Linked DNA regions of Mus musculus: region 2 is linked to region 1. Evidence: chromatin loops called from intact Hi-C (ENCODE). Cell type or tissue: gastrocnemius. All regions are shown on one strand.

Region 1 (5,000 bases):
TGTGTGTCTCTCAGAGATTGAAACAAGAACATGTAAAAGTGAAGTTGCCTTGGATAATCTAAAATGCTAGAGATGTCAGAATCGTAGGATATCTGCTGAGGAAATCTACTAACAGGGAAGAGAAACAACCCAAGAGAAATAATTGTGTTGCAGTCAACAATGATGAGGAGTTAGAATTACGAAGAGCACTTTTACATCAAACATATAGATGCAGAATTTGGAAATTGCCTAGGTGGTTATCGATCCTGTTTTTTCCAGTATTTCCTCACTACTATCTTTTGGAATGATAGTGTACATCCTGAGACATTTAAGATATGTGTTCTGCTTTTTTTTTTTCATTTTTACTTTATAGGCAATTATATAGTTAAGTGCTTGAATGAATCTCACAAAAGTGTTTGAATTTTGGACTTTTAATATTGTTGAAACTTCCATAGACTATGTTTAGCTATGACTTCCATAGAGTCATGTGACTGAACAAGACTATGGGTGCCAGGGTGTTTAATGAGGTGATTTGAGTATGCTTGGTCCATTAGGAGTGGTACTGTTAGTAGGTGTTGCCATGTTGTGTGAAGTGTGTAACTGTGGGGGTATGCTTTGAGACTCTGCAGAGTGCAGAAGAGTCAGTTTGCTCCTAGCTTCCTTGGAATGAAGATGTAGAAGTCTCAGCTTTTCCAGTGCCATATCTGCCTAGATGTAGACATGCCACTGCCATGATGATAATGGACTGAACCACTGAACCTATAATCCAGCCCCAACTGACTATAGTCCTTTATAAGAATTGCCTTGGTCATGGTGTCTCTTTACAGCTATAAATCTCAAAGTAAAATAATATCAATTCCAATCTAGCTCAACTATTAAGAGTGTGCTTTTCTGAACTTCAAATTATTTCCTAAGATTTTCTATACTATAACTACAGAAAACACACACAACAACAACAATAACAACAACAAAAACAACAACAACTACTACTACTACTACTACTACTACTAGTACTACTACTACTACTACTACTTCTACTACTACTACTACTACTACTTAACCTAGCTTTACTAACAAGTTTCATTTCCAGATTAAAAAGGTTGTGGTCATTGCTAACAAACTATATTTGTGAATTCTTTTCAAAGGTGTGATTTAATCATTAACTGTTCCAGAAGTGATACTTAACAAAGATCATTCACTATTTTTTTTCAAGACAGGGTTTCTCTGTATAGCCCTGGATGTCCTGGAACTCACTCTGTAGACCAGGATGGCCTCAAACTCAGAAATCTGTATGTCTCTGCCTCCCAAGTGCTGGGATTAATGGTGTGCACCAACACTGCCAGGCAATCATTCACTATTATTGTGAGTGCTAAAAATACTGCTGAGTGAGAGAATAGAAGTAATCTATAAGTTACATACAACACTTAGATTAAGAAGGATGTGAGGATTGAGATTACCACAAGCAGAGCTATGCTACAGAAAACCATGAAGTTCTCATGGCTCAGCTAATCTTATCCTTGTTGACTCCTGGGAGTCTCATGCTTTCCTGGCATCTGGGACTTTTTGTGGCTATCCCCAGTTCCCCATGCCCCATTGTTAAAAAATTCTGTTCATATTCCTGACCATATATATTTTATCCTAGTGTACTCTCATACCATAACCTGCACCTCTATTCCTCTCCTCATCCTCTATTCCTCCCAAGTCCCTCCCAACCCCTACATCCCATTTGTATTTTATTCTCCCTTCTAAGAAAGACTGAAGCATCCACACTTTCACATGATCTGTGAATTGTATACTAGTTATTCTGGGCTTTTGGGCTAATATTCACTTATCAGTGAGTGCACACCATGTGTGCTCTTTTATGACTAGCTTACTTTACTCAGAATGGTATTTTCTAGTTCCATCCTTTTGCCCAATAATTTCATGAAATCGTTTTTTTAATAGTTGAATAGTATACTATTGTGAAAGTATACCACATTTTCTGTATCCATTCCTTTGTTGAAGGACATCTGGGTTATTTCCAGTTTCTGGCTATTTTAAGCAAGGCTTCTATGAACAATATGAAACATGTTTCCTTTTTAAATATGTTAGAGCACCGTTTGGGTATATTGCCAGGAGTGGTATAGCTGGGTCTTCAGAAAAATCTATTTCTAATTCTCTTAGAAACTGCCTATTGTCAGTGTACTTTGCCTTACAGAAGCCTTGCAGTTTTATGATATACCATTGGACTATTTTTGTTCTTAGAGTATAAGACATTGTTGTACTATTCAGGAAATTTTCCGATGTGTCCACATGTTTGAGGAACTTCCCCACTTTCTTGTCCACTAGTTCCCATCTATCTGGTTATATGTGGAGGTTCTTCATCCACTTGGACTTGAGTTTTGTACAAGTTGAAAAGAATGGTTCAATTTGCATTCTTCTAAATGCCAACAGCAAGATGAACCAGCCCCATTTGTTGAACATACTGTCTTTTTTTCCACTGGATGTTTTTTGCATCTTTGTCAAATATCAAATGATCATAGGTGTGTGGGTTTAGTTGTGTCTTCAATTATAGTCCATTTAACTATCTGTCTGTGTCTGTGCCAATTCAATGTGGTTTTTATCACTATTGTTCTGTAGTAAAATTGAGGTCAAAGATGGTGATTTCCCCAGAAGTTCTTTTATTGTTGAGAATATTTTTCACTATCCTGGGTTATTTGATATTATGGATGTATTTGAGAATTGGTATTTCTATCACTTTGAAGAACTGAGTTGAAATTTTGATGGGGATTGCATTGAATCAGTGGGTTGCTTACGGTAAGGTAGCCATTTTTCCTATGGTAATCCTGCCTATCCATGATCTTGGGATATCTTTCCATCTTCTGAGGTCATCTTTAACTTCTTTCTTCAGAGATCTGAAGTTCTTGTCATACAGATCTTTCACTTGTTTGATTAGTGTCACATTAAGAAATGTCCTATTATTTCTGAATATTGTATAGGGTGTTGGTTCCCTAATTTCTTTCTCAGTTTATCCTTTTAGTAGAGGAATGCTACTGGATTTTTAGAGTTAATTTTATATCCAGTCACTTTGCTGAAGTTGTATATCAGCTACAGACACTCTCTAGTAGAATTTTTGTTGTAACTCATATACAGTATCATATCCTCTGAAAAGACTGATAAGGTGAATTCCTCTTCCCAATATATAATCTTTTGATCCCCTTTTATTCTGAAATTGTTCTGGCTAGAACATTGAACTATATTGAATAGGTAGGGAGAGAGTGGGCATCCTTTTCTTGTCCCTGGTTTTAATAGGATTGCTTTGAATTTCTCTCCATTTAGTTTGATGTTGGCTATTGGTTTGCTATATATTGATTTTATTATATTTTAGTGCAGATCTGGAATTCCTGATCTTTTTAATACTTTTGATATGAAGGGCTGTTGTGTTTTGTCAAAAGCTTTCTCAGCATCTTGTGAAATAATTATGTGTTATTTTACTTGAGTATAATTATATAGTGAATTACAATGATGGATTTGCGTGTATTGAATCAACCCTGTATTCCTGGGATGAAGCCTACTTGATCATGGTGAATAGTCCTTTTTATCTTTTTTTTTTTGGATCTGGTTTTCAAGAATTATATAGAGTATTTTCGCACCAATATTAATAAGTGAAATTGGTCTGAAGTTCTCTTCTTTGTTGGGTCTTGTTGTGGTTTATTTATAAGCAAAACTTGGGATTCATAGAAAGAATTAGGTAGTCTTCCTTCTCTTTCTATTTTGGGGAATAGTTTGAGAAATATTGTTCCTAGGTTTGCTCTGAAGGACTAATAGAATTCTGCACTAAAACCATGTGGCAGTGCATTTTTATATTTATTTATTTATTGATTGATTGATTATTTATTTATTTGGGGTTGGGATGACTTCTAATGACTGCTTCTATTTCCTTAGTGTTTATGGGACTGTTTATGTGGCTTATCCGATATTGATTTAAGTTTGTGTACCTGGTATCTGTCAAGAATATCAAGAAAGAAAGAAAGAAAGAAAGAAAGAAAGAAAGAAAGAAAGAAAGAAAGAAAGAAAGAAAGAAAGAAAGATCATCCATTTCACCTAGATTTTTCCAGTTTTGTTGAATATAGACTTTTGTAGTAGTATCTGATGATTTTTTTTTGAATTTCCTCATTTTCTGTTATGTTTCCTTTTTCATTCTTGATTTTTCTTATTTGGATACGTATGGTCTCTGTGCTTTCCAGTTAGATTTGCTGAGTGTTTATCTAGCTAGTTGATTTTCTCAAAGAACCAAAACCTAGTTTTATTGGTCCTTTGTATAGTTCTATTTGTTTCAACTTGGCTGATTTCAGCCCAGAGTTTGATTATTTCTTGCTGTCTACTCATCTTGGGTGTATTTCATTCTCTTTGGTCTAAAGCTTTCAAATGTGTTGTTAAGCTGCTAGTGTATGATCTCTACAATTCTTTTTTTTTTTTTTATGGAGGTACTCAGTGCTATGAGTTTTCTCTTAGGATTGCATTCATTAGGCATCCCATAAGTTTGATAAGGACATAAATAATTACAGGGATGGAAATGGAGAGGAACTTGAGGAAAAGAAGGTCCAGTGACAGGCCCAGAGTGGATCCAGCTCAAGGAGAGTTTTCAAGACCTGACACTATTACTGAGACTATACAGAGCTTACAAAAAGGGATCTATCATGACTGCCCTCCAAAAGACCCAGCAAGCAGCTGAAAGAGTCAGATGCAGATATTTGCACCCAACCAATGGACAGAAACAACTGTCCATGTTGTTGAATTAGGGAAGGCTGAAAGAAGCTGAGGAGAAAGGCCATCCTGCAGGAGGACCAGAAGTCTCAATTAATCTAAGACCCCGGAGATCTCTCAAACACTGGACCGCCAAACAGACAGCATACACCAGCAGAAGAAAGGTCATTGATTAGGAAACTTGAGAAATGTTGATTATATTTGCTTACAAAAGATTCCTGGGTGTTCATCTTCTTGAAGACTCCAGTATAGATGCCAATCTTATAAAAACACTG
Region 2 (5,000 bases), 290 kb before region 1:
TGGACAATTACATATAGAATGCTGGGAAAGGAACTGAGATTTCCAAATGCTAGTAATCGTGAAACAAGAAGAGACACTGGACATAGTTTTAGCATTTGAAGCCTCAAAGCTCACTCCAGTGATACTTTATCTAAGAAGGTCACATGTACTGTCTCAAATCTAACCTTCAAATCTTTCTCAAGCAACAACCCTCCCAAGTACCCAAGCATTCAAATGTAAAAAACGTGTGTGTGTGTGTGTGTGTGTGTGTGTGTGTGTGTGTGTGCTCATTAAAACATGCATGCTGTTTACATGGATGCATACAATAGTATTTTGGGAGAGGAAGAGAGAGTTCTACTGTGCCTTTTGCTCCCAGCACTTTCTGCATGCTCTAGCCCATTTTAATTTCTGAAAAAGAGACACAAAGACCAGGCATTCTTATAAGCACACTGCAAGCATAAACTAGGCAAGTTTTGACCTTTTCAAACATGAGTACACAAAAAATACAAAGAAAAAATTCTGTGTTCCCTGCCACCTTGTGCAATTTCACTCTGGCCCATGTGTGTCCTCATGCCAACCTCATAGTGAAAATCTCCTGTTCTCTTCATATTTTTTTCTTCACTCCTTCTTCCCCTTGGGTTTCTTCTCTACTTCTCCTTCTATGTAGAAGCACTGTCTCATATCAGCAGTTCTGCCCTATTCTCTTCTGCCCAACTAAATGGCTGAGCATATGTTTATTAATGAATCAAAGGTGACAGAAAATAATTTTTACATAACATAGAGAACAGACATGGTTGACTACAACAAGACTTCTGGGATTAGAAATGAACATTTGAATACAAAGTACAAAATATCATCTCCAACATTTCACATTTTAAATCAAACAAAAGGTTCTTTCTCAATTATTAATAAACAATACACAATGTAACAATTATGAAAACTTATCAAGTAAAACTTACATTCTCTCAGTAGGGTATGATGATGTTTTGGATTTCCTCAGGATCTGTTGTTATGTCTGCTTTCATTTCTGAATTTGTTAATTAGGATACTGCCCTATTTATAATAGCCAGAAGCTGGAAAGAACCCAGATGTCCTTCAACAGAGAAATGGATGCAGAAAATGTGGTACATTTATACAATGGAATACTACTCAGCTATTAAAAATGATGACTTTATGAAATTCTTTGGCAAATGGCTGTATCTGGAGGATATCTTCTGACTGAGGTAACCCAATCACAAAAGAAGTCACTTGATATCCACTCACTGATAAGTGGAAATTAGCCCAGCAACCTAGAATACCCAAGATACAACTTCTAAAACACAAGAAAATCAGGAAGGAAGACCAATTCGTGGATACTTCATTCCTCCCTAGAATATGGAATAAAATATCCATGGAAGGAGTTACAGAGACAAAGTTTAGAGCTAAGACAAAAGGATGAACCATACAGAAACTTCCCCACCTGGGGGTCCTTCCCATAATCAATCACCAAACATAGATACTATTGCATACACCAGCAAGATTTTGCTGAAAGGACCCTGATATAGCTTTTTCCTGTGAAGCTTTGCCAGTGTCTGGCAAATACAGAAGTGGATGCTCACAGTCATCTATAGGATGGAACACAGGGCCCCCAATGTAGGAGCTAGAGAAAGTACCCAAGAGGTGAAGGGGTCTGCAACCCTATATGTGGAACAACAATATGAACTAATCAGTATCCCCAGAACTTGTGTCTGTAGCTGCATATGTAGCAGAAGATGGACTAATTGGCCATCATTGGGTAGAGAGGACACTTGGTCTAACAAACTTTATATGTCCCAGTACAGGGGAAAGCCAAGGCCAAGATGTGGGAGTGAGTGGGTAGGGGACCGGGGGTGAGGAGGGTATAGGGGACTTTTGGGATAGCAATTAAAATGTAAATGAAGAAAATATCCAATAAAAAAAAGAAAAAATGGGGTACAGATCTAAACAAAATTCTCAACAGAGGAAAGTTGAAGGTCTTGTAAAACCTTACAGAAATGTTCCAATTCTTAGTTGCCAGGTAAATCTAAACCATCAGAAAATTTAAAATCATTCTACATGAGGACACAGCTATATCACTTCTGAGCAAAAAACTAAAAGATGCCTGAACAAACCAGCAGGACAAATGCTATACTATGTTCATAGTAGCCTTATTTGTAGTATTCAGAAGCTGGAAACAACCCAGATATCCATCAGTCATAACATAGGTCCAGAAAATGTACTATTCAGCTATTAAAAACTAGGATATCATGAATTTTGCAGACAAATGAACTGAGTGAGCAAAGATGATCCTGAGTGATGTAACACAGACCCAGAAAGACATGTATAGCATATACTCACTGTTAAGTGAGATATTCGCCAAAAGTACAGAATACCTATAAGAAAACTCACAGAACTTATGAAGATTAAAAGAAAGGAAGGCCCAAGTGTGGGTACTGCAAATAGAAGGGAAACAAAATAATCATGAAAGCAGAGGTAGGGAGGTATGTGAACTATAAAGGGGGCTTGGGGAAGGAGGGGAAAGAAGACCCAAGTCCAGCCAGAATTCCACTATGCTCTCGACAGGCATACATGGGAGGGCTGCCACACGCTTTCCACTCAGCCCTAGGTACACATCTAAGCCTCTGACCCACTCTTTGGGGGGTGCACAAGGGGCAGCCCAACGTGGGGCCTTGGGGCCACTCCCAGAATCCCTATTGTCATGGGACAGAGGGAAGAGAGGTTCCCACAGTTGCAAGAGTGAGCATAGTAGATCTTGATGAGCAGAAACTGTCTATGGTTTAGAGCTTTATTATAGAGAGACAGTGGGAAAGAGAGAATATAGAAGAGAGAGAGAGAGAGAGAGAGAGAGAGAGAGAGAGAGAGAGAGAGAGAGGAAAGGCTAGTGAGAAAGAGAGTGTAAGAGGGAGAGAGTGAGAGGAGAGGAGAGAAGAGAGGAGAAGACAAAGAAAGAGGAGAGGAGAGTGAGAGAAGTGAGAGGTAAGAGATCAAAGGAATTAGAGAAGTGAGAAAGTTAAGAGTGAGGAATAAGAGAGCAGAGAGGGGCCTAACTGCCCCTTTAAAAGTATGCTGCTATATATATTTTTTCTTGCTAAGTAAATGGGAAGGAGTTTAGCCTGAAGGTCAGAAGCTTGGGACATTGCCTAAGTGACTTCTAGCCATGCTTCTCTCTCTTTTTTTTTTAAATTAGGTATTTATTTCATTTACATTTCCAATGCTATCCCAAAAGTCCCCCACACCCTCCCCCCCCACTCCTCCACCCACTCACTCCCACTTGTTTGCCCTGGATTTCCCCTGTACTGGGGCATATAAAGTTTGCACGACATTCATAAGCTGATTGTTTAAAATATGATATAAAGTTCTAATTTTTGTTTACTGTATGTAAATTGTTAATATTAGAAAAAACAGACATTTTTTAAACAAAGTGGAAATTTCTCAATATGTCACAATATGCCTGCTTAGGTGATGTTTGCTAATACAGACATGCATGGGTTTTGCTAAGGCAAGACCCATGGAGAAGCACACTATGTTTGGAAATAGTATAAATAGGACTCAACAGACAGTGATTGTGAGTTTGCATAGAAAGCTTTGCAAATATCCATTGGTCTTGCATCTTAAACTTCACTGATCTTCACTTCATTGAGAGAGGCACAGCAATAAACATTTCCTGGTTTCCTAGCTCATGCTGGCTTCTGCCACTGACTTGTGCAGATTCAGTGGAGGAATAGTGGTTTCTCATAGATCTAGCCAAAGCTGGTGATTCATGTTAGGTGCCGTAACACTACTGAGATGAGCTATTGTTATTCTAATGAACTGAAACTGGAATTGCCCCAAAGAACTAATTGTGAATAGGTGTCCATCAGCTTGTACTATACTTTCTTCCATCATTTGTATGGTAGGCTACAGGAGAGGTTGAAGAATTTGAGAATCCGTATAAAAAGTAAACTTTAAAATATCTAAGCCTAGATCTCTGACTCCAGGACCCAGGTGAGATCTACATTTTCTAGCTAGGGTCTCTCTGAGGCTGGTCCCTGCAGGAGAGTTATGGGACTCAGAAGCAACAGAGCTTCCTGGGCAGGTCCCTTTGGGCCTTCATCCTCATCCAGGAGTCAGAGCTGATCCTCAGACCACTGTGCACCTTCCCTGCCAGAGAAGAGATTGCCTACAGTGCTCTGACTCCAAGGAGTCAGGAGAGAGCTGCTCTCCCAGGAATGCAGACAGAGGCTAACAGACTCACAGGAGGAACAAGCTCCAGCCAAAGACAGCTAGAATATCTAACACCAGAAATTACCAGATAAATGTAAGAATCTTACTATCATAAACCAAGTCTGCTCTGCATCATCAGAACCCAGTACTCCTACCACAGTGAGTCTAGGATACCCCAACACACAGGAAAAGCAATATTCAGATTTATACCATAATTCATGATTCTGGAGATGATTTTTAAAAAGAACATTAAGAACACACTTAAAGAAATACAGAAGAATACAGTTTAACAGGTAGAAGTCCTTAAAGAGGAAACACAAAAACCCCTTAAAGAATGATAGGGAAATACAGAAAAACAAGTGAAGGAATTGAACGAGGCAATCCATGATCTAAAAATGGAAGTAGAAACAATAAAGAAAAACCAAAGGGAGACTACTCTGGAGATAGAAATTCTAGGAAAGAAATCAGGAGTCATAGATGAAAGCATCACCAACAAAATACAAGAGATGAAAGATAGAATCTCGGGTGCAGAGGAATCCATAGAAAACATGGATATAACAATCAAAGAAAATGCAAAAAGATCTTAACTAAAAACATCTAGGAAATCCAGGACACAATGAGAAGACCAAACCTACGGATAATAGGAGTAGATGAGAATGAAGATTATCAACTTAAAGGGCCAGTAAATATCTTCCAGCATAATTATAGAAGAAAAATTTTCTAACCTAAAGAAAGAGATGCCCATGAACATACAAGAAGCCTACAAAACTCCAAATAGACTGGACCAGAAAAGAAATTCC

The links. A loop is a pair of places that touch in the nucleus more often than their neighbours do. Peaks named below come from ENCODE experiments on the same cell type or tissue, not always from the same donor. Only the 100,000 strongest peaks of a DNase experiment are listed, where the experiment ranks them.
Region 2: a loop joins it to region 1, with 10 times the contacts of the local background. A loop is called at or near these places in 11 of 42 quality-filtered maps.

The regions. Positions count from the first base shown.
Region 1 is chr6:59,835,403-59,840,402 of GRCm38, reverse strand. No RefSeq gene overlaps it. Among named protein-coding and RNA genes, the nearest start is that of Gm22622, 130 kb to the right of the region's middle. In gastrocnemius, no CTCF peak of the experiment used is centred here; no DNase peak of the experiment used is centred here.
Region 2 is chr6:60,122,385-60,127,384 of GRCm38, reverse strand. All of the region lies in intron 7 of Gm5570 (predicted gene 5570), which reads right to left. Among named protein-coding and RNA genes, the nearest start is that of Gm5570, 47 kb to the right of the region's middle. In gastrocnemius, no CTCF peak of the experiment used is centred here; a DNase peak (open chromatin) is centred at 2,631.